3 separate regions of the Mus musculus genome follow, and all the other regions are linked to region 3. The links are chromatin loops, found by intact Hi-C in ENCODE. Cell type or tissue: left cerebral cortex. All regions are shown on one strand.

Evidence for each region. Hi-C counts contacts between places; a loop is a spot of excess contacts. Peaks named below come from ENCODE experiments on the same cell type or tissue, not always from the same donor. Only the 100,000 strongest peaks of a DNase experiment are listed, where the experiment ranks them.
Region 1: a loop joins it to region 3, with 7 times the contacts of the local background. A loop is called at or near these places in 17 of 42 quality-filtered maps.
Region 2: a loop joins it to region 3, with 3 times the contacts of the local background. A loop is called at or near these places in 3 of 42 quality-filtered maps.

What each region holds. Positions count from the first base shown.
Region 1 is chr15:68,930,193-68,938,192 of GRCm38, reverse strand. All of the region lies in intron 1 of Khdrbs3 (KH domain containing, RNA binding, signal transduction associated 3), which reads right to left. Among named protein-coding and RNA genes, the nearest start is that of Khdrbs3, 5.8 kb to the right of the region's middle. In left cerebral cortex, CTCF peaks have their summits at 754 (motif pointing left) and 4,424; DNase peaks (open chromatin) are centred at 6,397, 7,117, 7,416, 7,896 and 5 more places; H3K4me3 peaks cover 5,216 bases; H3K27ac peaks cover 3,817 bases.
Region 2 is chr15:68,709,594-68,717,593 of GRCm38, reverse strand. It overlaps the pseudogene Gm7859. Among named protein-coding and RNA genes, the nearest start is that of Gm49415, 42 kb to the left of the region's middle. In left cerebral cortex, no CTCF peak of the experiment used is centred here; a DNase peak (open chromatin) is centred at 3,018; H3K27ac peaks cover 1,680 bases.
Region 3 is chr15:68,426,036-68,434,035 of GRCm38, reverse strand. No RefSeq gene overlaps it. Among named protein-coding and RNA genes, the nearest start is that of Mir30d, 89 kb to the right of the region's middle. In left cerebral cortex, CTCF peaks have their summits at 2,518, 4,893 (motif pointing left) and 5,442; DNase peaks (open chromatin) are centred at 2,584, 4,927 and 5,420; H3K27ac peaks cover 1,327 bases.

The sequences.
Region 1 (8,000 bases), 500 kb before region 3:
GATGATAATCAATTTTTGGAATTCTTATAGTCACTAGATATAGTGATCCAGTATTCAGCACTGTTAAAAAAAATCACCTTAAAAGAGAGGCATGTTTGTTTTTCTAAAACCCTCCTGTGGCTCTGTCCCTGGCACAGGCAGGCCCTCTAACTCACTCTTGTCAATAGCAGCAAAAGGCATGAATAGGCAGAAAACCCCACACCAGCTGACAAACCTTTCTTACTGTTGCTTGCTGTGTATCTCAGACTTTGATATGCATGCCCCAATGCAAACTAACTCTGAGAACTGTAATTCCACTTTGAAGGAACAGACCACAATGGCCCATAGCCACAAGCCAGACCATCCTAGTTAGCTCAGAGTGGTCAATCTAGCGTTTGTAGAGTCTTTCATTAGGTCACAGAGCCTTCTCTAGACTCAAACAGTTAACTGATCCTGTGACCGCCATTACTTTATCTGTAAAATGAGATGAACAAAATTCGTTTCACATAGTAGTACCAGGACTAAATGAACTATGTGAAGAGCAAGCTAGCAACTGTGCACAGCACCCCTTAGGAACTCAGAAGCATGAGCAACTAGACAAAAACATGCCTCTGTGTCCTGAAATGACGGCAAAAGTAGACTAAATTTGAAGGAAAAAAATAGTAGAAATGCATGAAACCCCAAAGAAAGGCAAGCGTGTGCATCAGTGCTAATTTCAGTTCAGGAGTTAAGCTAGGTGGGCAGAAGAGGATCTTCAGCTATGTGGAGCGCCATCTAGTGGAAGAAAAGCAGAGCACAGCTATGTATTATGATCAGAAGAACACCACTGTGAAAATGAGAATGAAAACTGCCCCTCCCCACTCCCTCTAATTTCTCAATGGGACCTGGAACCAGTAGTGACCCCCAAGTGTAGGATTTATGCTGAAGGGAGAGATCAAAGACGTTGCTCGCCCACATCCATGCCCTTTACCACGCCAAAGAAGAGCACCAGTAAGATGCCAGAACACCATTAAGACTCTTAAAATAGCAGCAGAAGCCGATTGGTGAAAATCATGGAAATTTACAGCCTCCCAGCTCAGAGCAAGCTCTCTTGTGCTGCAGTGTCCAGACACGCTCTAAGCTGTGGTCAAAAAAAGGTTTATGGAACTTCATTTGTTAAATTTAGGCTTAGGGTGCTGTGCCCTGACTAGCGTAATGAAATAAAACCAGGGCTGCTGGTTCTGATGGAATTAAAGGGGCTTCCTAAGCCAGAACTTCCAGGGCTGGAAAACTCAGATCACCCTCATATCAGAAGATTATCATGCATAATAATGCTAGGATCTGTGTGTGGTCACTAGACACAGTGTGTTTGCCAAGTGACACCAGTACTCACACACCTGTCTCGGGACAGTCCACAACAGCAGGCAGTAATACTTTAGAACCTATTGTGTGTTCTATATTACATGTGTGTGAACCACCAATCATACTAACAGAGCATTGGGTCCTCAACTTGTGAATGGGCAAATTGAGTGTCTGAGGAGTTAAGCAATTGGACAAATCTGAAGGGTGTCACCTTGCATAATCAGAGAATTCTTTCTGCACCATTTGGTCTTTGTTGGTTGGGTATGGCTACTCCCTAAGGAAATGCCATCCACCAGTCTCCACACTGGCGGTAGGCACAGTCTGCCCCTCTATAGCACGTGGAACCTCTTCTGCTCAGCAGATCACTGGTGCAAGGCTTTGCAGTTAATTAAGCTCTATAGTTAGAGCAGTCGCAGTGCCTGCTTGCACACTACCCCAGGCTCCAAAGCACAAGGCAGAGTGACCTTGATTAATTAGCTGACTCTCCTAATCAGTTTTCTCATCTGTAAAATGAGCTATTCTTTCTTTCCCTTCCCTTCCCTTCCCTTCCCTTCCCTTCCCTTCTCTTTTCTTTTCCTTCCTCATTTTTTTCTTTTCTTTTTTCATTGAGATGGGTTTCTCTGTGCAGCTCTGGCTGTCCTGGAACTCACTCTGTAGACCAGGCTGGCCTCAAAGTTAGAGATCTACCTGCCTCTGCCTCCTGAGTGTGGGGATCAAAGGTGTGTACCAGGACTGCTGGGCATGGTATATTCTTTTAACAATGTTAGAAGAATTAAATGAAACAATATACATAAATCATGAAAATGAGAAAGGGCCCTGGATAAGCAGCAGCTTCAACAATAGTAATTTCAAGTCATATATGTTTAAATATGCTCCCTTCAAGAAAGCCAAGGCTATTGATTGTGGAAATATAACCTTGTGCGTTAGCATTCCCTCATTCCCTCCCTCGCTCACTCCCTCCTTCCTTGCCTTCCTTCCCTTTCTTCCTTTTGAACCTGGCTTTGAAGGATAGGGACTTTCTCATTATACCAGAAACTAAGTAAGAATCTAATACACTCTGAACCAGTTGATTCCTTGGTGACCAAGAATTAAAAACAAAGAGCTCTGTCTGCAGGTTCTACAGGCTCTTTCACACAGCAGGCCCTGAGAGAAGGTTTCAGTAGCACACTTTCTAGGCCACGTTGCCCGCTTTCTCTGACTCTCGGGATGCATACATAAGTAAGACTCCTCACCTTGAACACCCACCAAGGCTCATGCTAGTGTAGCTGGAAAGCTCAGGACACAGTGGGTGGCCTTTCTGTTAAAGCACATTTTCAGACACCTCTTTTAAAAAATTCATCATCACTAACGGAAATTCCTAGTGGGCTTCTACCATAATCAAACTTTTATTTAAAAACAACACTGAGTAACAGCCTTTTACATCCTTTCTTTTTTTATTATTAGACATTTTCTTTATTTACATTTCAAATGCTATCCGGAAAGTTCCCTATACCCCCCTCCCCCCCGCCCTGCTCCCCTACCCACCCACTCCTGCTTCTTGGCCCTGGCGTTCCTCTGTACTGGGGCATATAAAGTTTGCAAGACCAAGGGGCCTCTCTTCCAGTGATGGCCGACTAGGCCATCTTCTGCTACATATGAAGCTAGAGATATGAGCTCTGGGGGTACTAGTTAGTTCATATTGTTGTTCCACCTATAGGGTTGCAGATCCCTTCAGCTCCTTGGGTGCTTTCTCTAGCTTCCCCATTGGGGGCCCTGTGTTCCATCCAATAGCTGACTGTGAGCATCCACTTCTGTATTTGCCAGGCACTGGCATAGCCTCATACAAGACAGCTATACCAGGGTCCTTTCAGCAAAATTTTTCTGGCATATGCAACAGTGTCTGGGTTTGGTGGCTGATTATGGGATGGATCCCCGGGTGGGGTAGTCTCTGGATAGTCCATCCTTTCGTCTTAGCTCCAAACTTTGTCTCTGTAACTCCTTTCATGGGTATTTTGTTCCCTATTCTTAACAGATCCTTTCTAAGCACTAAAGAATTGAAGTTCCAGGCCTGACTCTCTAAGCTCTGCCTCCTTTCCATTTTGGAGCCAGAGATGCCTCACTGGGGAAACCACACACACACACACACACACACACACACACACACACACACACACAGACACACACACACAGACACACACACACACAGACACGATGGCAGGACAAGGATAAAACTACAGACCTTGCAAGATCCTGAATGGGTCAGAGAGAACGCACTGGAAGCACCTGGCACTAAAGAGGCCCTCTACCCGCTTGCTTGTATTTTAACCATTCATAAGTGCTGTCCCAGAGAGAAAAACACCTCGCTTCCTGTTTTAGTAAACATGTATGCCTTTCTCTCTCCCTTCTTCAGTCAGACAGATGACAAGTGGCAAAGGGGTCTGGTGATACCCAAGTTGAAGCTGGCACAGCTTCAGGGCAGTTCAGTTGTTCCTCTGACTTCCCATTTCTGGCTAAGCATGTCCTCAGTGGTATACACTTTTAATCCTAGCACTCAGGAAGTCAGGCAGCCAGACAGGAGGATCTCTATAAACTCGAATTCCAGACCAGCCTGGTCTACATTGTAAGTTCTAGGCCAGCCATGGTTACATAGTAAAACCCTGTCTAAAAATAGAAAAAGGAAAAAAAGAAAGGGAGGGAGGGAGGGAGGAAGGGAGGGAGGGAGGGAGGGAGGGAGGGAGGGAGGGAGGGAGGGAGGGAGGGAGGGAGGAAAATTTCTGGCTGGTGCCTGGAACTGCAAATTAACTCCTTCAGGTAAGGAGATGTATATGCTATGTGCCATGAGCTTTCAGGATTCTAACGATTCTAGTTTGACTCTACTTCCAAAATTAAAAAAAAAAAAAATCCCATTATGAACTTCAGAAGGAAGGCTGATTGCAGTGGAGTGCACTGGCTTAACAAGTTCCTCAGGAAAGAAAAAAAGTAAATAAACATCTGATTCTGAGCAGATCTGACAACATCTTCTCATTATCTCCTGAGAAAGATCCCTACTGTTCCTCCACACTCAGAATCCTGGCAAGCTCTCCTGCTCTCCTGCTCTCCTGCTGGCTTTCACCGCACATTTCACTTGGAGCTTCCCCTCCTTCCTCAGTGATGTGTACCTTAGAGACCTCACCCCCGCCCCCCAGGCCTGGTTGTCCACAGAGGTCAGGAGAAGAGGGCTCAGTGGCTGTCAACTCCCAGCCTACTTTCACTCTTTCACCTCTATGGTAATCACTCCAGGAAGGCCTGAGTTCTGTTTGCAAAGCCCAAGCAAGTATGGAACTTGACCAATACCTCCTAAAGACAGGAGGCCAGGGGAGACCAGGTCTGCCCCTAACAGGCTCCCACTCTCCCACCAGAGTGAGGAGAACTAGACCCCAGCATCACACCAGGGCGGAGGTGAGCACTGGACATCACTGCAAATGAGAAGGAAGCAACGGAGCCCTGCCCTTTGCTGGGGGGAGGAGAGCAGACGGAGGAATTAAAGCAGAAACCTGGAGGGAGAGGAATAAAATTAGACAACACATCATGTATCTTTCAACCCAATGTGGTCAGGGAGCAAGGGAAGGAACTGCACTTCAGGCAGCCCGGCTTTCCAAGTCTGCGCCTGTCACTAACCAACTCTCCTACAGCAACCTCACTTCCCAGACCTCCGAGGGTCAGAACAGAATAGCATGGCAAAACCCAACAACCCACTTTTGCCTTCTCTCTGACGCCCTCAAAGGGTGCCATTTCTGATAAGCTGTACAACTGAAAACCTAGCCCAAAGACCTCTCCATCCCTGGGGTGTCGGCGGTAATTAGAATTCCAGCATCGCCTGGGACAGAGGGGCTCAGAAACACTGTTCTAGTTCCTCTGAACCTCTGATCGCTCTGTATCCCAGAACAACAGCTGGGAACTGAGTTCCTAAGGAAAGAAGACATCTATAAACCTGAAACTTACTCTCTCCTACAGTGGAGCATAGCCGCCTTCTAACTCATCAGCACAAAAAAGCCTGGCACACAGGCTGGGTCCCAAAGGTCCAAGTGCTGGAACACTGTATCTCTCTGTAAAGCACTGCATAAAACTCAGAAGTGGCTGACCTCAAACTGAGTCACTACATCCATCCCCTCCAAACGCAAACTCCAATAACTCACAACCAGAAGCGAAACAAACAAACAAACAAACAGTAATGGCAGCCTCCTCTGGATGAGGTAGGGAATCACTCTCTGGAGTGTACAGGTGCCACACCTAAACAGCACTCTGCTAATCTCACCGCTGAGCCCTCACTCTACAGGTCTGGGCGCATTCAACCAAAGCAAACCGATTTCCCAAAGGGAGTCCCCCAAATGGAAGCCACGCCACACCACTGAGTTCTGTTCATTATAAGGAAATATGGGCTAATGGCCCTCTTTCTGCATATACCTAGGCCCACACATAGCTTAAATAATGCAAAGGACCCTAATATTTGAGAAGCCGAGGTCCGATGGGTCACACGAAAACCATCATTTTGAAATAGCAACAAAGGGCTTATCAGCGTGAATGCACAGACAGTCTCACATCACTCTGCTTCCTCCTGTAAGCAACAACAACTAAATATAACTTGGCAGAAATAGCCACCAATCTATACATTATCACATAATTACAAACACAGGGTTTTGCCTTGGACAGACTTGAACGGGGAGCCATCCAAACCATGACCAAAGTGTGACATTAAATCACGACACAGGACATTCTGGGGAGGGACTTTATAACTCCGACTATCTCCCCCTGGCAAATGTACCAGGTAGCACGCACCACCCCTGTAGTCTCCAACTAACCTCCCCAGCAGGACGTGAGCACTTCACACTGTAGGCATGACCGGGGAGCAAACCGGGGGAGTGGGGGGGAACGGTGAGTGAACACCAAAGCTGCATTTCTTTCCTTTCTTACCACGCCTGACTTCTTTTGTCTTCAATGCCAATTAAGCACTAGCCTTACTTTTATTGGCAAGTGAGATTTTACATTTGGGGCAATCAGAGAGAAGCAGTTATCTTTGAAAATTAAAAGTCAACTCGGTAACTCGTGCCCACCATGAGCCACCGGCCTGGACAAAAGGCAGCCGAGTACCTGCATTGGCAGAGGTCTCACCTGATGGCTGCCTGCACCAGTCCTTACTTAAAGACTGTAGCAACAGTGATAACTCAACCAGGACGCTGATCGATGTTTATGAATACCGCATTCTGAAATAACTACGTCTCATTTATAATCTGTCTCATTATTGTACGGTGCTGATTACTAAACTAAAATACTGGTCATGGGAGGGCTTTAATTCACAGGTGCCTTGGCCTGGGAATTAAATCCTTCAGAAGTCTACAATGGAGGTCTGCTTCTTCAAAATGCAGAAAGAGCCCCCTGTCTCCTACAGCAGCATCAATCCTTCTAAGGGACATAGTAATTCCCTCTCTTACATTAAACTAACCAGGGACAATCATATTCACTGTACTGATTTCAACGGTAGTTTAAATGGACATACCAGAAGAGTTCATTTCATCTCTTGGGGGAAAGTCACATGTAGAAAGAAGAATGTCTTTCAAGACAGAAGATGTGGGTTCAAATTAATTCTCAGTACCTACAGGCTGACATGCAGCAGGGGTCCCAGCAACCTCTGGGAAAGCACTGATTGTCTTGCATCCGGGGCTGGAACTGTGAGGATGGAACTAGACAGCAAGTCTTCAAGTGCCGTGGAAACTTTGTAAATCCTGTGCAAAACCCTAAGGACCGTGAGCTCTGGGGACATTAGCTGCGGAGTCTCTCTCGCATGCCACACCATAGTAAAAAATCATCTCAGTATCGACCATCCCCACCTGTGGGAGATTCCAGCATAACCTCTAAAAAGACTTTCTTTGTAGTAAATAACATGCTGTCATATAACCAGGAAAAGGGGTGGCTATCAGATTTCAAATAAAACTTTACCAAAAATCACCCAAATGCTGACTTCAGACCTGATAGTTTGATAGTTTTTTTTTTAAAGCCCTTGTAATGTTGGAGTTACGTAACCGACCATAATTAATATTTCAAATGACAGAGCACCGTGTTCTGGGTATCAGGCTCCATCTCAAGTGATGCAAAAGCTCACAGTAACAGAAGCACTCTGGCAGCAGAGCATCCTTCGCCGTTAAGAAATGTACTTCTTACAAGAATTACAGTCCGGATGAAAAGCAAGGCAACCGAGTTCAAAGCCAAACAAGCCAAAAAAAAACAAAAAAACAAAAAAACAAAAACCACCTCCCACAGTGTCTGGTTCAAGGAATGGAGCCACTACTAACGCCAGCAGACACAGGAACCGATGGAACTGTGAGCATCTGAACAGCACACGGTACGACAACACGACACAGGAAAACAACCCAGACTTTTAAAAGAACTCCTTACCCTTTGAAACCAGTCTCAAACTTGGGAGTCCGACCCAAGTTTGACTTGGTCTCTTCACCCGGAAAAAACGTACTTGGTTCTGACCATTTCTAATCCGCTGATCTCACACGTTGTACAAAGAAATTTCTTACAGAGATGAGAGCCCAGCAAGAAGCCAAAGCTAGACATAAAGATCGGGAGTGGGTAGTACAAACCTAACTGCAGGGACCTAACTACAAGACTGCTCAGAAGGACCGGGCAGCAAAACTTAAAATTCCTTTCCACTAATTTAA
Region 2 (8,000 bases), 280 kb before region 3:
GACCTTCGCAATGCAGTGGACAGAAGGAGCTTGCAATCATTGCCCACTGCCTTCTAAATGCTGAGCACCTAAAGCACAGGGCTTGCTCATATCCCATCTGTAAGCCCTCTGCACCTCAACCCTGCTGAGCATTACAGGTACTCAATAGAGCTGCCAAAATTAAATATATCAAATATAACAAAATGTGGCTTTTGCTAACTCTTCATTGCAAGAGAGAGAGGAGAGAGGAGAGAGAGAGAGAGAGAGAGAGGGAGAGAGAGAGAGAGAGAGAGAGAGAGACTGAAAACGTGACCTTGCTACATTGTGGTATGTCTGTCAAATTTGATTAAAAGAGTAGAGGCAACTGCTCACTGCACTGTTTGTCCTGGGACCAATTTAGCAGCACCCCAATGTTCTTGTTTCTGCTTGCCCAAAATTTTTGTCATGCATAGGTTTGAATATTCCACACTATGAACAAGTGCCAAGCCCAAATCCCAACTCTGTCACATGGTTGCTGAAGTCCTTGATTAAGTATTTGTTAGAAGCACAAATAATAGATCCGAGGTACCATGTAGCCTCCAACAGATAGAGCAGCTCATATGGTTGAACAAAGATGGACTCCATGTGGCCCTGAGAGTTTCCCACGTGTAGCCTCCTTCTCCAGCATAACACTTTACCCTCCACTTGCTCCAGTGTCTGTCAAACTAGTCAGCTCAGTGTTCAGCCGACCAGCGTCTGCACAAAGAGATTAAATGGGGTTTGGGGAACAGGGAGATTAGTTTCTTCACACTACCATCATACGCTTACCATCACAGTGACACAAATCCACAGGAGCAGTCCTGGCCAATGTGCCACATAAGTGACTTGCATAATCCCATGTTAAAGCACAGAGTAGATGGTGCCCACTATCTCAGCATTACATTTTCTCTACTACAGCTTTTAAAAACGCTTTTATAAATTGTATTTGTTTGCTATATGTATTGGTGTTTTACCTGCATATATGTCTGGTCACAATATGCTTGAGTTACAGATGGCTGTGAACTGCCCTGTGGCTGCTGGGAATCAAACGAGGGTTCTATGGAAGAACAGTTAGTGCTCATAACCACTAAACCCTAGATCAACATTTTTTTTCCTGTTTCTGTTATATTTATTCTGAAAACGTCTGAAGAGTATTTTTATGAGTGGGTTCTCAGGTGTGTTAAACGGAGAGAAGAACTATCTTTCTAATAGTTTTTTCTAAACCACACTGAACTCACAGTGAAATGCTCATCATGTGATGGGTTCAGTTCCTACATTTTGTTCTTTAAATCTTTGTGACAGTGACTCTTAGAGTGAAAGTCAAAACAAACAGAGCACATTAGGTTGTTGAAATGGGATTATTAGATCTAGAAGGTTTGACTGGCTGGGTCACTTCATGAAGGAAAGCTTCCCTGGTATGTCTCTGTAGCCTAACGTGAGGACACATTCTATCTTACCTAGGCCAAGATCTCTAGTGTTGGGGGTTATTTGTTGCTACAGGATACCCTAACCTTATCCTAACTATCACATAAACACAATGTTTATTAAGCGTCTATGAATGTCGGCTTTGCACCAGGCATTTAGGATAAATGATAACACAGTCACTTGTCTGTCTTGTTTTCATTTAGATAATAAATGAAGAAGCTCAGGAGCAAGCAGACAATTACTGCCCGGTGTGATAAATACTCAACAGCAATTTGCTCTGAAAGAGTAGAGCACAGCCTTACTATGGTCTGTGGTCAAGCAAGCTTTCTAGAAAAAGTAACATCTGAGCAATATCTGAAGAAATAATACTACTTCGGAGAGGAGGATGGCTGTTTTAAAAATGAAGTGATGGCGGCGGCCGAGCGGGCATGGGGAGCAGCGGTCGGTGTAGCCCGGCTGTGCAGGTGGTTCTGTCATGTAGCGACTCCACACACCTTTAAGAAACAACCTCTGCACCAATATGTACGGAGACCACTTTTCCCGCTGCGCGCATCCTTGTGTAACATGTTTATTCAAACACAAGACACCCCAAATCCCAACAGCTTAAAGTTTATACCAGGAAAGCGGGTTCTTGAGACGAGGACCATGGATTTCTCCACCCCTGCTGCAGCTTTCCGCTCCCCTCTGGCCAGGCAGTTATTCAGAATTGAAGGTGTGAAGAGCGTCTTCTTCGGCCCAGATTTCATCACAGTCACAAAGGAGAATGGAGAGTTAGACTGGAATTTACTGAAACCAGACATTCATGCCACAATTATGGACTTCTTTGCATCTGGCTTACCCCTAGTGACCGAGGAGACGCCTCCGCCTCCGGGAGAAGCAGGCTCTGAGGAAGATGACGGAGTCGTGGCAATGATTAAAGAACTGTTAGATACTAGAATACGGCCAACTGTGCAGGAGGATGGGGGCGACGTGATCTACAGGGCCTTTGAAGATGGCATTGTGCGGCTGAAGCTCCAGGGCTCCTGCCCCAGCTGCCCCAGCTCCATCATCACCCTGAAGAGCGGGATTCGAACATGCTGCAGTTTTATATTCCAGAAGTGGAAGGTGTAGAGCAGGTGATGGATGATGACGAATCAGATGAAAAAGAAGCAAATTCATCTTAAATAATCTGCATTTTCTTTGGCCACAACCATTGGACTTATCTTTACTGATCCTGTAATTATAGTCTCTGCTATGGAAGTTTATTAATAAAAGGTTTCCAAAAAAAAGTGATGTGCTATGTAGCATAATGGTATGCCTTATGCCATGGTCTGTCCTTAGTACCAGATGTCGTGTCTCATCTTAATTTTCCAGGGATTTTTTTCTTCAGTCTAGCTTCCACCTTACCTGAATTGTACCAAGTGCTGTCGTCCTCCCTGAAGACTCAGTGTCATCTTTAGAGACAGTACAAAACAGGTGTGAGTCATTCCATCTCGTGACTTAGAGAATGTGTCTAAGCTACTGAGTCACAGAGTTGCACAGGCACAGAACATTTGGATGAAAGACCAAAAAGAGAAGGAGGGAGAGAAAGAGAGAGGAAAAAAATTCTCTTCTTGGCACACAAGATATCTTGAAGCAAATTTATAGCAGGCTGTTAAATTCAAAGCCTCTGGCAAGTGCCATGAGGTAACACATGAGAAATTCAAATCCAGATTCCCAGTGGTAAAACTGAAAAGGAAATGTCAGGGCGCCTGTCCAAAGAGCCTCATCCACACTGCAGTTGCAACGAAAGTCAAAGTGACGGAGAGAGGAAACCTGCAGAGATGTCTGCAACAGTGCATTTTGTGCATTTTGGCCTCTGTGGGTCACCCCAAAGCTCCAGGAAGTATTTCTTACATTGAGATCCACTCCTAACCAAGGGACCACAGAGAAGAGGGCCAATCACCAGTTTCTTGATGGAGCCTGCTTAGAAACCTAGGGTTTCTTGGAGCAAAGGCCACAGGAGCTTTTTCCAGAAACCAGTGAGGTGACGTGTGACATTTTTCATTGAGAGATGGCCAGAGAAGGTACCTTGAAATTAATAATATAAGTTGTGGTGAGATGTCATTATTTAAAAAGTCAGAATTCTAGCAGTTAATAAAGGAAGGGAAGGAGACATCTTCCAAAATGCAGTTGCTTCTATCTGGTGTGGGGGACTTTCAGAGGCTTTTGTAAATGTAAGATGTCTGAAGTATCCAGGAATGTCAATGGTTCTGACAGATCCTGCAGTGACATCCAAAGCAGATCTTCTCACTTGCCCCTCTCCTCTCACCCCTTCCAGTCCCAGAGAGATAGAAATGGAAAAAGAAGTTGTCATTCATTAAACAGTTAAAACACAAGTCAGATATTGAGAAACCCACCACAGAGGTCCTACCTTTCCCCACCACAGGCTCTTGCAAACTTATCTATGCCCAAAAGAATGAAGAAGACTCACTATAAAATCACCCCATTTGGGCTAAGATCTTTGAGTGGGCACTGGAGTACTAAATCAAGACAATGGCTGGAACTTAAAATGGCTTAAAAAGCTATGAGTGAGTTTGCATTGTTTTTATTAGGGGCATGAAAAGGTGGACCTACTGCATAAATTTCAAAGAGGTGACTGGGGAAAGCAATAGAGGGTTGCTTTAATTGCTTTTTCAAGCTGTGCTTTTTTGACCTGCATTTTATGGATGCTATTTCATCACTTATAAGCAGCAAGGAGCAAAGATCTCTCAAAATTACTTCAGCATAAGAAATGTTAAGCGTGTATCAATTGTACACTATCCATTATCCTCCACTTAGGATGTGAAAGTCCTTTGTGTTTTCCTGATTTTAGCTGCCTTGAGTTGCTAGTGAAATATAAAAAATATCTGTCAAAAATCTCTTTTGAAAAAAATGTATATGTGATTCTTCATGTGGGCACGTGTGTGTGCAGGTGTAAATGCATGTAAAGGGGGGCACAAGCACATGATGGTTCTAAGTCAACCTTGAGTGTCCTTCTTCGGTAGCTGGTTTTTGTTGTTTGTTTTTGATTAACAGTTCTTCGTAGATTTTGTATATTGAGTCTTGACCATATTGACCTCTTCCTCTACTCCTTACTTGTGTATATCCTTTGTTATCTACCCAACTTTGTGTCCTTTTTAGCCCACAGATTAATGCATCTGGGGTTCAGAGATAGGATCTCTCACGGGGATGTGGGTCTTGAAGATTAGGCTAGCCCATATGATCTGTGAGCCCCAGAGGTCTTCCTGTCTCCACCTTCATATCACTGAGCTTCCAAGCACACATACCATGCCTGGGTTTTATGTGGGCTATAAGGGCTTAAATTCAGATTCTTGTGCTCCCACGGCAAACACTTTATGGACCTGAGCTATATATTCAACCCTATATTCTTTGTAGTTAATCTTGTTATCACTAACTCTAACACCAAGATGATAGGGACTTTAGTGTGTCAACCAGGGATTCTCACCCAGGTAGGTTTCAAGAACTAAGTCCTAAGGAATGAATGCAGCAGAATGAGAAAATTATGTTATAGACAACTGCCTCACTCCATCCTGGTCCACTCTGAAGGACTCTGTACTTGACCAACTGCGACAACTGAGATATAGCTGAGTCCTCTTATGTGTCCCTCTCTTAACTCTCTCTTACTACATGAACATTGAAATAGAAGCAGGAACAAACATATATCATACACATATACACATGTATGCAAATGATGCACTCATGCCAACATACATGCATGTTCGTAGACCTACACATAAACACACATGCATACACAATGATAATGCAAAAACCACCTCTCTCGCCTTAAAGAATGGTTTATTCTAGAGTCAAATTTGAGTGACCATGACCCAGGACACCAATTTAGTTTACTCTAAATTCCATGTTTCAACATGGGAAAAGTTTCACAATGTTTTATAGTTTTCAGACCAAAGACCAGTGTAAAATACATTGTTAGCTATAGCAGAGGGGTAGTCACAGAAAGGAAGGTTTCAGCACCCTCAGATGCTGATGCCATTCTTAACTTTGGGACTGGTAGAAGGTAATGGTTGGCTGACTTAAGAGATTCCAAAAGGATTTCTGTCTGTTTGTTTTGGCTTGGCTTTTTAATCTATTAGTCACAGAGTTGGTTGAGGAATGACTATTCATGGGGCTAAAGCTAGTTTAAGATAAAATAATTAGTTCTGGGCCTTCACCATCACAATCTCTCCACATCACCATAACTGTAACCAGAAAAATCAGCCTTGCTCTACAGACACAGCTTTGTCCCAGAAACTTTTGTTGATGACACTCATTCATACTCATGTACACATACATGCATGTGAACGTGCGCGTGCACACCCCCCCCCCCCTACACACACAGAGCTTTCTCCTCTTTACAACATCAGAAATTACATCGGTGTCTGGAAGGGAATGGTTGATTTCTTTAAAAGTTAAGACTTGAAGCCGGGCGTGGTGGCACACGCCTTTAATCCCAGCACTTGGGAGGCAGAGGCAGGCGGATTTCTGAGTTCGAGGCCAGCCTGGTCTACAGAGTGAGTTCCAGGACAGCCAGGGCTACACAGAGAAACCCTGTTTTGAAAAACCAAAAAAAAAAAAAAAAAAAAAAAAGTTAAGACTTGAAAGGAAGGGTATTTGTGGTTACAGAGAAGAGCAAAACACATCTACCAACATTCCAAACCTACATTGCTTTATTAAGCAATTTTTCCTTTTCAACAGCGCCTCTCTCTCTCTCTCTCTCTCCCCTTCCCCTCCTCTCCCCCTCCCCCTTTCTTTCTCCTACCTCTCTCTGTGTTTCCCTCTCTCCCTTCCTTCTCTTCTCTCCCTTTCCTTTCTTCTCTTCATTGCCCAAATTCTCTACCAAATCCCTTCTCTTTATATAACTTTTGCCTCCTTTGTCCAAAAAAGATCCAGCTTCAGCCCCACCTGGCTACTTTAAGGTTTTCTCTACCCCTTGCAATTTCTTAGATCATCCCACATAATGTGTAAAAGGTTATCTCCATCCTCTTTTCTATATGTAAGTAAAGATTGCCAGTGACTCCACTAATTTAGTAAGTCTGAATTACCCAAACCTCTTGGATTTTAGTCCTACTAACAAACCTATATTCTCTTCTCCATCCATTCTTGTCAATGATGCACTGTATGCATGGCCTCACATTGAATCCAAACTGTATAAAAAAGATATGGTAACTCATGGAAGCCAATCATTTTTTCACATTTTCATGTGAGTGTAGGTTTGCATGTGTGTGGGCACATCCATATGTGTGTGGGAAAGCAGGTATCCATGTTAGTATCTTCTAAAGCTGGAGTTATATGCAGACCCTCAAACTTAGGCTCTCATGCTTGCACGGCAAGTGTTTTGATCACAGAAGCATCTCCCAAGCCCTGGCTTCTTATTTTCAGTGTGTACATGGCACTTAAGAATTAAACACACAAAAATCCTATTTCTTTTCTTTTCTTTTTCTTTTTTTTTTTTTTTTTTTTTTTTTTTGTGACAGGGTTTCTCCGTATAGCCCTGGCTGTCCTAGAACTCACTCTGTAGATCAGGCTGGCCTTGAACTCAGAAATCTGCCTGCCTCTGCCTCCCAAGTGCTGGGATTAAAGGCATGTGCCACCACCGCCTGGCAAAAATCACATTTCTTAAAATCACAATCCTTTGTTATCAGTTGGAAGAATAGAACGAATTTTCAAACTGAAGTAAGTTTCTGTATCTATATTTATATCTGTATTTATATTTATATCTGTATTCATTCTACAAGAGCATCAATGACAAAAATGCAAAATTTTAAGAAAGCAAGACACTTGGAAGCTAAAATATATTTCAAGATATAAAATTAAATTGTATTTTATTACAATGGGAATCATAATAAAGTGTAAGAAGAGGCCGTCAGTCTTTCAGGACCTCAAAGGTGAAAATGAAAACAAATAAAATATCCTTATCCATTTAAAAATAGATATTAAGACTCTAGCAACATATCATTTTCTGTCTGTCTCTGCAAGGGCAGCTTCAACTCTCAGGCAGCCAGCTCCATGGAGCAATACGGCTACATTCTTCATGTTGTATGAGGCACAGTTTTTCCATAGGAAATGTTACCTAATTTTGATTACTTCATTTCACTGATTAATATGCTAACTCTTATCTATGCCAACCCTTATCTATGAACCTAAACCTTGACAGAGAAAGTGCAGCAAAATCCTTTGGCTTAAAATAAAAATATGGACTATTCTTTACCAAAAGAAACTAGAGGGTGATAGGCATTTGGCCAAGGGTTATGATAAGAAGATGAAGTGGGGTTTAGCATATCTATCTAAGCCCCCCTCAGTCTATAAATCCACTGGCAATGTAGTATAAATGAGAAAGAGTTCTATCAACTGTACCTTTACTCTCTCTATTGAATCCACATCTTTGCTTCTCTACTGTTCCATGAAATAAACCTGGTACAAATAAAAGTTCCTGAGTAGCCCCAAAGATAGAAGCAAGAGCAATTATCTTGAGTGAGGAGGGAAGAGCCTTAAAGGTACATAAAGAAAACAACTTTCTGAAAGTCAAGGAGCTCAAAATCAGCCTGTGCTGGCTGGCA
Region 3 (8,000 bases):
ACAACAAAGGCCTAAGCTAGCTTGTCAGTGCTTTTTCGTGTCTACACAAGGCAGGGCAGTTAAGGAAAGAGGACAGAAAAGAAGCAGAAAAGAAACAGGATCTCTGAACCTCCCAGAAACAGAAGCAAGAATCGCAAGCTAAGAACACGGCTGACATCACTTTACAGAGTTAATTTGCCCTCTGCTATGCTTTCACTTCTCCCTCGTTCCCATGATGATTAGCCAGAATACCTGTAACATGGAAATACTCTAGAGAACCGCATTCCAAGGTAGCAGGAAATACAGAGATGGATGCTGAAGGGATTCCATCTTAATCAACCGTTGACAGAGCAGAGTAAGGGAGAAGTCTGAGTATTAAGTACTCCGTGGCAGTATCATAATCAGGGCAAAGACTGAAACCCTGAGCCTGTCGATATGCAGTGCACACCCACAATAATGAGAAGAACTGTACAGCCAGAAGAACTGGGCTGCTCACTATCACTGCAATTCAAGAAATGCCATTGTGATGGTTTGAATAAGAATGGCCCCCACAGGTTCATATAGTTGAATGCCTAGTCACCAGGGAGTGGACCTGTTCGAAAGGATTACAAGGATTAGAAGATGTGACCTTGTTGGAGTAGGGATGACCTTGTTGAAGCCACTGGGGGTGGGCTTTAAGGTTTCAAAAGTCCATGTATGTCAAGCCCCATATCTTGCCTGTGTGTGTGTGTGTGTGTGTGTGTGTGTGTGTGTATGTGTGTGTGTGTTGATGTGTGTTAGTGTGCGTGTCTGTCTGTCTTTCTCTCTGTCTCTGTTTTTCTGTCTTTATCTTTTTTCTGCACTTGAATCCAATGCCATACTCCCCACCATGATTAAAATGTACTCTGAATCTGTAAGCAAGCCCTCAATTAATTGTTTTATGTTATAAGTGTGACTTTGGTGATGGTATAACCTCTTCTCAGCAACAGAACAATGGCTAAGACAGCCAGTCATGCTGCTATTTTAAAATCAAATTGGGTCCATCTCACCTCATCAGCCAAGAGAGGTGCTGAGCCTATTCTGAGATGAAGAACGGAGGCGACTCTCTTGTGATACAAACACTCAGTGTCTGTTGAGCACTTAAGGTCAGATGTGGTCCCCAACTTTAACTCATTTAATCTTCACAACATTTTGGGTAAGAATGTTAGCATCTACATGTGATTGTGAAGAAACTAATTTTCTAAGGTCAAGAACGTGGTGGGGAAAGATTTTGACTCTTACTGAACCCCTAAGGTCATGCTACTGAGACACTAGAGTGTGCGTGATATGAAACATGGGGCATGATCTGTTTTCTAATTACCATGATGGCAGCTAAACATCCTCCCTGTATAATACTATGAAGTCCATTAGAAGGCTGGGTTTTGCAGAACCACATATTCCTTCTGTGTGCTGAGAATTTTTCCATAGAAGTGTCTGCTGTGGCCTGCAACGTGATAGATGGAGGCTCAGCCAGCCCATTCCTGCCATTTCTCACCTCAAAGACTCTTTGCTTTGGTATCACCCAAATCCTTTCCTTCTAGGGACTCAAGAACTCCAATTCTCCTTTCCCAGGACAGGGCTATGGTCCTTCCCCCTACAATGTGTCAGCCTCTGCTCCCCAATCCTGCCTGGAAAGGTCTGGGTTGTCATCCTTGGGCCACTTTTATTTGGAGCTAGGGAGATCATTTATCAAAGACTTCTGGCCCCTTCTGGCCTCTAGATAATGGAAAATGTTCTCTGGTTCAAAACAGATCCAGGGTCTCCACATGGTATTTTCATACAAGAACACTCTGGGAGGGCTGTTCAGAGTCATCAAAAATTTGAATATTTATTAAGCAATTTCTGGAAGGCTGAAACAAGGTGACTTAGATGGGGTGCTTTTTAAATTCATAGCAAGGTGATTTTAAAAGTAGAGTTAGGCTAGAAAGACCTTATTGACAAGCAAAGGTGGGAAGTCACAACAATTCGAATCCCCCACAACACCCAGCAACTGAGTTCTAATCCCCCACAACACACAACAACTGAGTTAACCTTTGCTGAATACCTGCTATTGCTCAGGTATGCTTCTAAGGATTAATAGTCACTTCATCTTCAAAGCAATCCTACAAAGAAGGCAGTATTAGAATGCCCGTTCTACAAGCAAGGAAACCAAGACATGTATTTGTCCAAAGCCTCACAAGCTAATAAGTGGAAAAGCTAGGATTCTAACTCATGTCCTCTGAAGAAGACACTCTAGCACTCAGCCTTGTGCAATAAGTAATCAAATCCTATGACCACAGGACACATATATTGCCTGAAGTTGTAATTCTACAGGCCTGCATTAGAAGAAACATTGCTGGGATCGATACCACCAATGTATATGCATGTAATTTCTTAACATAACAGAATTTCAGATGCCCCCACTCTATATTAAGACTAATGCTAATTGCTTTGTCACATGGAAGAATTAAAGGGTACATTCTATATAAAATTCCAGGACCATTAACAACAATTTGAATTTGGAGCTGGAAAGATGGCTCAGTGGTTAAGAGCACTTACTGCACTGAAGAGGATGTGGGTTCACCCACACAGTGACTCATAATCGTCTGTAATTCCAGCTCCCAAGAGATTCGACATTTCTGATTTCTGCAGGCTCCTGCATGCACCTGATACTCAGACATACACCCAGGCATACATACATGCACATAAAATAAAATAAATAAATATTTTAAAATGTGTTTTCCCTTGGCACTACCAACTTTCCAAGCACTTAAATTCCTTAGTGCTGAATTTCTAAGAAATCTGCCTTTTCAGTTAAATTCATGGAGTGAGGGTTTTAAAGAGAGACTTGAGCTAAGTTTTATTATCCAATGCAGATAACTTTTTTGATGTGTATCAATCATTTTCATTTGTAATGTGGGTGGATTTTATATATCTGTATCTAGCTGCTGGGAGAGAAATCTTTAAAGCCTCAAGATGGGATTTTAAAAACATCTTTATAGATGAAAAAAAGCAAAAGTTTCACCTTCGAGGAAAATAAAAGAGAACATGAAGTCTATATATTTGAACACACACAATATCAAAAGAAAAAAATAAAAGACTGAGTGTGAGATCACAAATGCATGACCTTGACAGCAATTGCTTGGACAGCATAAAAGGGATTGCTTTGGTCTGCCATGGTGGAGGAGGCAGCCCAGTGTGTGCCACACTTCCACGGTCTGTCCCCATGCACAATGCTGCTGTGGGGCTTGAGGTTTTATGATTACAGATGTCTCATTCATTCTTTCATTTATTCCTTCCTTGTCCCATCTACTCTCTTTCCCCATGCATTCATCTCAGAATCTCCTCCGGAATCATTACCAAGTGGCAGGTACCATGGACAGTTCCGTTACAGATCCCTGCTTTATGGAGAGGCAAACATGTACAGTAATAGAAAGTGTTATCTGTAAACCACTCCAGCAGCAGGAAGACCAGAGAAAAATAACTCCAAAATAAATAGGGGAACAATATAATTTTTGCCCATTGAGAATCAATGAGCAGATGTGGAGCTGAAAGGATTTGGAATCACCCGTGGGTCTGTGGAAGGGCTATCTGTGGTCTGCAGCATAACTCAGGAGCTGACTGGGAAAGGAAGATAGCATGGGCATTCTTGTCCCCTAGTGAAGTGTGAACTACGCTGCACAAATAATCTAGGTCATTCTAATTGCCCATTCATGTCGTTCCCTCCAAAGTCTTTAGTTTTTCTGATTATTTTCCAGGTCAAGTCTGTGAAGGTAGAAAGCACAGGCATGGTCAAAGTGCAGAAGGGGAAAGACCTTACTCACAGCTGGGATCTGGGTGTTTTATATCTCCTAAACTTGCATGTTGAGACCTAATTGCCAATGTCATGGGAGCAGAAGGTGAGGCTTTGAGGAGGTGATTCAGCCGAGAGAGCACAGCCCTTTTAAACATGCTGAGTGACCTTAAAGGAGTGGTGTGTGGAGCTATTCTTCCCTTCTCCAGGTACTGATGCAGCAAGAGGGACTGTCGACAAGTCACAGGGTTTCTACAATCCACAGGGTTAGGGTGAGCCTCTCTAGACATGGAACAAGCTGCTACTTGACCTCAGACTTCCAGACTGCAGAGGACTGAGGGGAAAGTTTCTATCATTGGCCAGTTACTCACATATTTGGATATAGCAGCTGAAACAGATTCAGACAAGCATCTTCTCCTTCAATCTTAGTTGGATTTGTGTGTGTATGCATATGTCTACATACATGTGTGCATATGTGTACATATGTGTAGATATGTATGGCATACAAAGGTTAGCCTTGAGTACTATTCCTCAAGCTATACACCTTGTTTTTTGAATTTCTAAATGATCTAGGGCTGATTAGCCTAGGATAGACTGGGTAGTCATCAAGTCCCAAGTATCTGCCTGCCCAAAGCTGAACACACCACCAAATTTCACGTGCACACGTGTGCATGTGTATGTGAGTATGAGTGAGTGAGTGAGTGTGTGTGTGTGTGTGTGTGTGTGTGTGTGTGTGTGTGTAGGTTCTAAGAATTGGACTCAAACCCTCACGATGAAACAAAGCCCCAAACCCCCAGCGTTGTTTTTTTTTTTTTAACAAGCTGGTTTCTGACCCAAAGAGGTTATAAGATTTGCCTAAGGCTACAAAGCAAAATAAGATGCTGTTTCCCTAGCCCCCTCAATGCCTACACTTGATGCACATACCACATTATGTGAATATCCCTCAGACACCCCAACAGAGCAGCTATTATTACCCTCTCCATTGCAAAAGAAAGTGAAGTCCTTTGGTCAGGAAGCAAGCCATGTATAAGGCCACACAACCACCCTAAGTGTTCGAAACTTAAGCTGCACCAGCTAGAATCCCTTTTCTGGTCTTGGTCTCTCCTGTATGCTTTCCTGTAGGCTTGCTGCCGCCTAGAGGTAATCATAGAGCAACAGGCCCAAGGAAGGCTTTGTCTTGGGCAACAAGGAAGCTAGGTGCAGACTTGGAGGCTATTTTCATCCTCTATCAAGCTCAGCCCAGCAGCATCAGTTCTGCCACCCACTGTTGCCCCCATACCCCAAACTTCCTCATTCCTTCAACTGAGCCTGGAAATAGGTGCACATCTCCCTAGAGGGATCCGTTTACACTGATGCACAGAGCCAAAATGATACATCCTTTTGAAACAGTTGAGAACAAACTGTAGGTTTTCACAATGAATCTGTGTCCTTCAAAGTGCAGCCAAGGTGGAGCTTCATTCTGAAAGGACACACATAAGCACAAGTATAGGTGAGTAGGGGTGCAACTAAGGTTTTCCTACATCCTGTTCACTGGTGACTATCTATCTGCAGCATTCTATATAGCAAGTCTAACTATTGGTAGCTACCACCCCACTTTGAATAATACATTTCCACAGAGCCGATGGAGGCGACAAGGGACCAAAGAACAGACCAATAGCACAGCCTAGTGGCAAAGTCAGAAATGACAACTTCATTCTTCATTGTCACAGGATGAAAACAGAGAAGGGAAATAGAGAAAAGTCCCGTGTTTCCCAAGCCTAACAGTTCCACAAATGTCTCAGTAGTCCTGCCCCATTTCAGCCACAGGGATAGATGGGCAGAATGTTGCAAAAGGTTGAGATAAGTATTTGAAGAAGAATCTGATGGAGTTCAAGAAAAAAGAGTCACAATGACAGGGATACTTGGCAGTTCACAATCAACAAGGCTTTGGCAATTCCACTTTGTGTGTGAAAATAGGGAGAAGGAGAGAGACAGAGACAGAAAGAAAGACAGAAATACAGAAACAGAGAGGTGTGTCACATAAAAAAAACATGTTTATACTTTCCAGCAGTGCTGCATGCAATTTAAGTTTTCCTAATGTGACAAAACCATGCTCTCAAGCAAGCATCTCAGTTGTGAGGTCCTTCTCTCCAGGTCAGCTGGAGTCCGTGCTTTTAAGAAAATTATAATCTTCTACCTAAACAAACAAAAAACTTGTAGCATTGACATAAAAACGTAGCCATCTCATCAATGAAAGAAGGGGATCATGAAGCAACCACTGAGTATTCAAAGCTGCTCTACAAGTTGACAAGAAACCCAGGGGCTTAACCAGTACCCCTTCCATAGCATCTGAATGACACAGATGGTCAAGCCCCAGGCTAATGGGCATACATGCTGGCATCACTGCTAAAATAATTGTTCTGTCTCTCTGACTGTGGGTTTTCTCCTCTGCCATGTTGGAGCAATGATGATAAGTTTTGCACATGGTGGTTGTTAGAACTAATGTAAACCACATTGATCATCAGATACTAACATCTCAGCCGGTGGTGTCTGTCAACAGATAACTAGGATGAATAAATTATTTAATGTAGCCAATGACAAATTTACCCACCAACCATTGCTTCCTAAGAGACTAACACTAAGAACTAGGAACTCAGACCTGGCCAGATTTCTTCTTGAGTATCCAGAACCTGCTTCCAAAGTGTGGTATGAGAGCAGGCTGCAACATCCTCACCAGGAACTTATTAGACAAGCATGTCTGAGGCCTCTCCCAGATCCACCCAATCAAAATCTGAAGTTTAAAATAATGTCAGAGTTTTCAGTCTAAGAAATCCTGCTGGCCTGTAAAACTAGAGGCTGTCTAAATGCTGGTCTGTGTGGAGTGAAATCTAGTTTGAATGAAGCAAGGCTTTTCCTTTCTGCAAATGGTCCCTCTTCATTGGAGGAAAGATATAACTGGACTATTTGGTGGCATTGTAATGTCACTTGGGGAAATCAACAAGTATCCTTCCTGTGCACAAGAAGCCAAGGAGTGATATGTATTCACAAAAATATGAACAAGCCTTTGGAAGAGAGTGACCAGAAATTCCCACATTTTGTTTAGGAAAGAATCCCTGCCTAAGGTAGGTAGGCTAGGCTGAACTATGGTTAGAACACGATTAATCACCCCCCCCAAAGTTTCGCTGATACTTACTTCTCCATGTAACAGAATTTAAAGGTGATAGATGTCTTAAAAGGTGGTACCTGGTAGGAGTTGACTGAGTCATCACTCCATAAAGGATTACTGCTGGACTCCTGGTAGACGAGATCTCACATGACTAGATTAGTGCCCACCCTACCTCTTAAAGTCTCAGCACCTCTCAGCATTTATATCTAGAGACAAACTACACACAACACACAACAAGTATACTGAGAGAAGATCAATTTGGGGCCTGAGGATTCTGCTAACACCTTATACGTAACTGAGGAACAATGGAAGGCAACTATGACTTCTGGGAGGGAGTCATAGTTCCACATCTCTTTAAGAATAATCTTCCTAATTCGATCCTTCTTAGAAGGGGGAACAAAATACCCATGGAAGGAGTTGCAGAGACAAAGTGTGGAGCAGAGACTGAAGGAATGACGACCCAGAGACTGCCCCACCTGGGGATCCATCCCATAAACAACCACCAAACCCAGACACTATTGCAGATACCAACAAGATTTTGCTGACAGGAGCCTGATATAGCTGTCTCCTGAGGCTCTACCAGTGCCTGACAAACACAGAAGTGGATGCTCATAGCCATCCATTGGATGGAGCACAAGGTCTCCAATGAAGGAGCCAGAGAAAGTACCCAAGGAGCTGAAGGGGTTTGCAGACCCATAGGAGTAACAACAATATGAACTAACCAGTACCCTCCAGAGCTCCCTGGGACTAAACCACCAACCAAAGAAAACACATGGTGGGACTTGTGGCTCTATCTGCATATGTAGCAGAGGATGGCCTAGTCGGTCATCAGTGGGAGGAGAGGCCTTTGGTCCTGTAAAGGTTCTATGCCCCAGTATAAGGGAATGCCAGGGCCAGGAAGCTGAAGTGGGTGAGTTGGTGAGCAGGGGGAGGGGGAGGGGATAGGTAGTTTTCAAAGGGGAAATCAGGAAAGGGGATAACATTTGAAATGTAAATAAAGAAAATCTCTAATAAAAAAAAGGAAAAAAGAGAAAAAGAGAATAACCTTCCTAAAAAGTAACAGATACCAGGTGGATGTCCTATCTC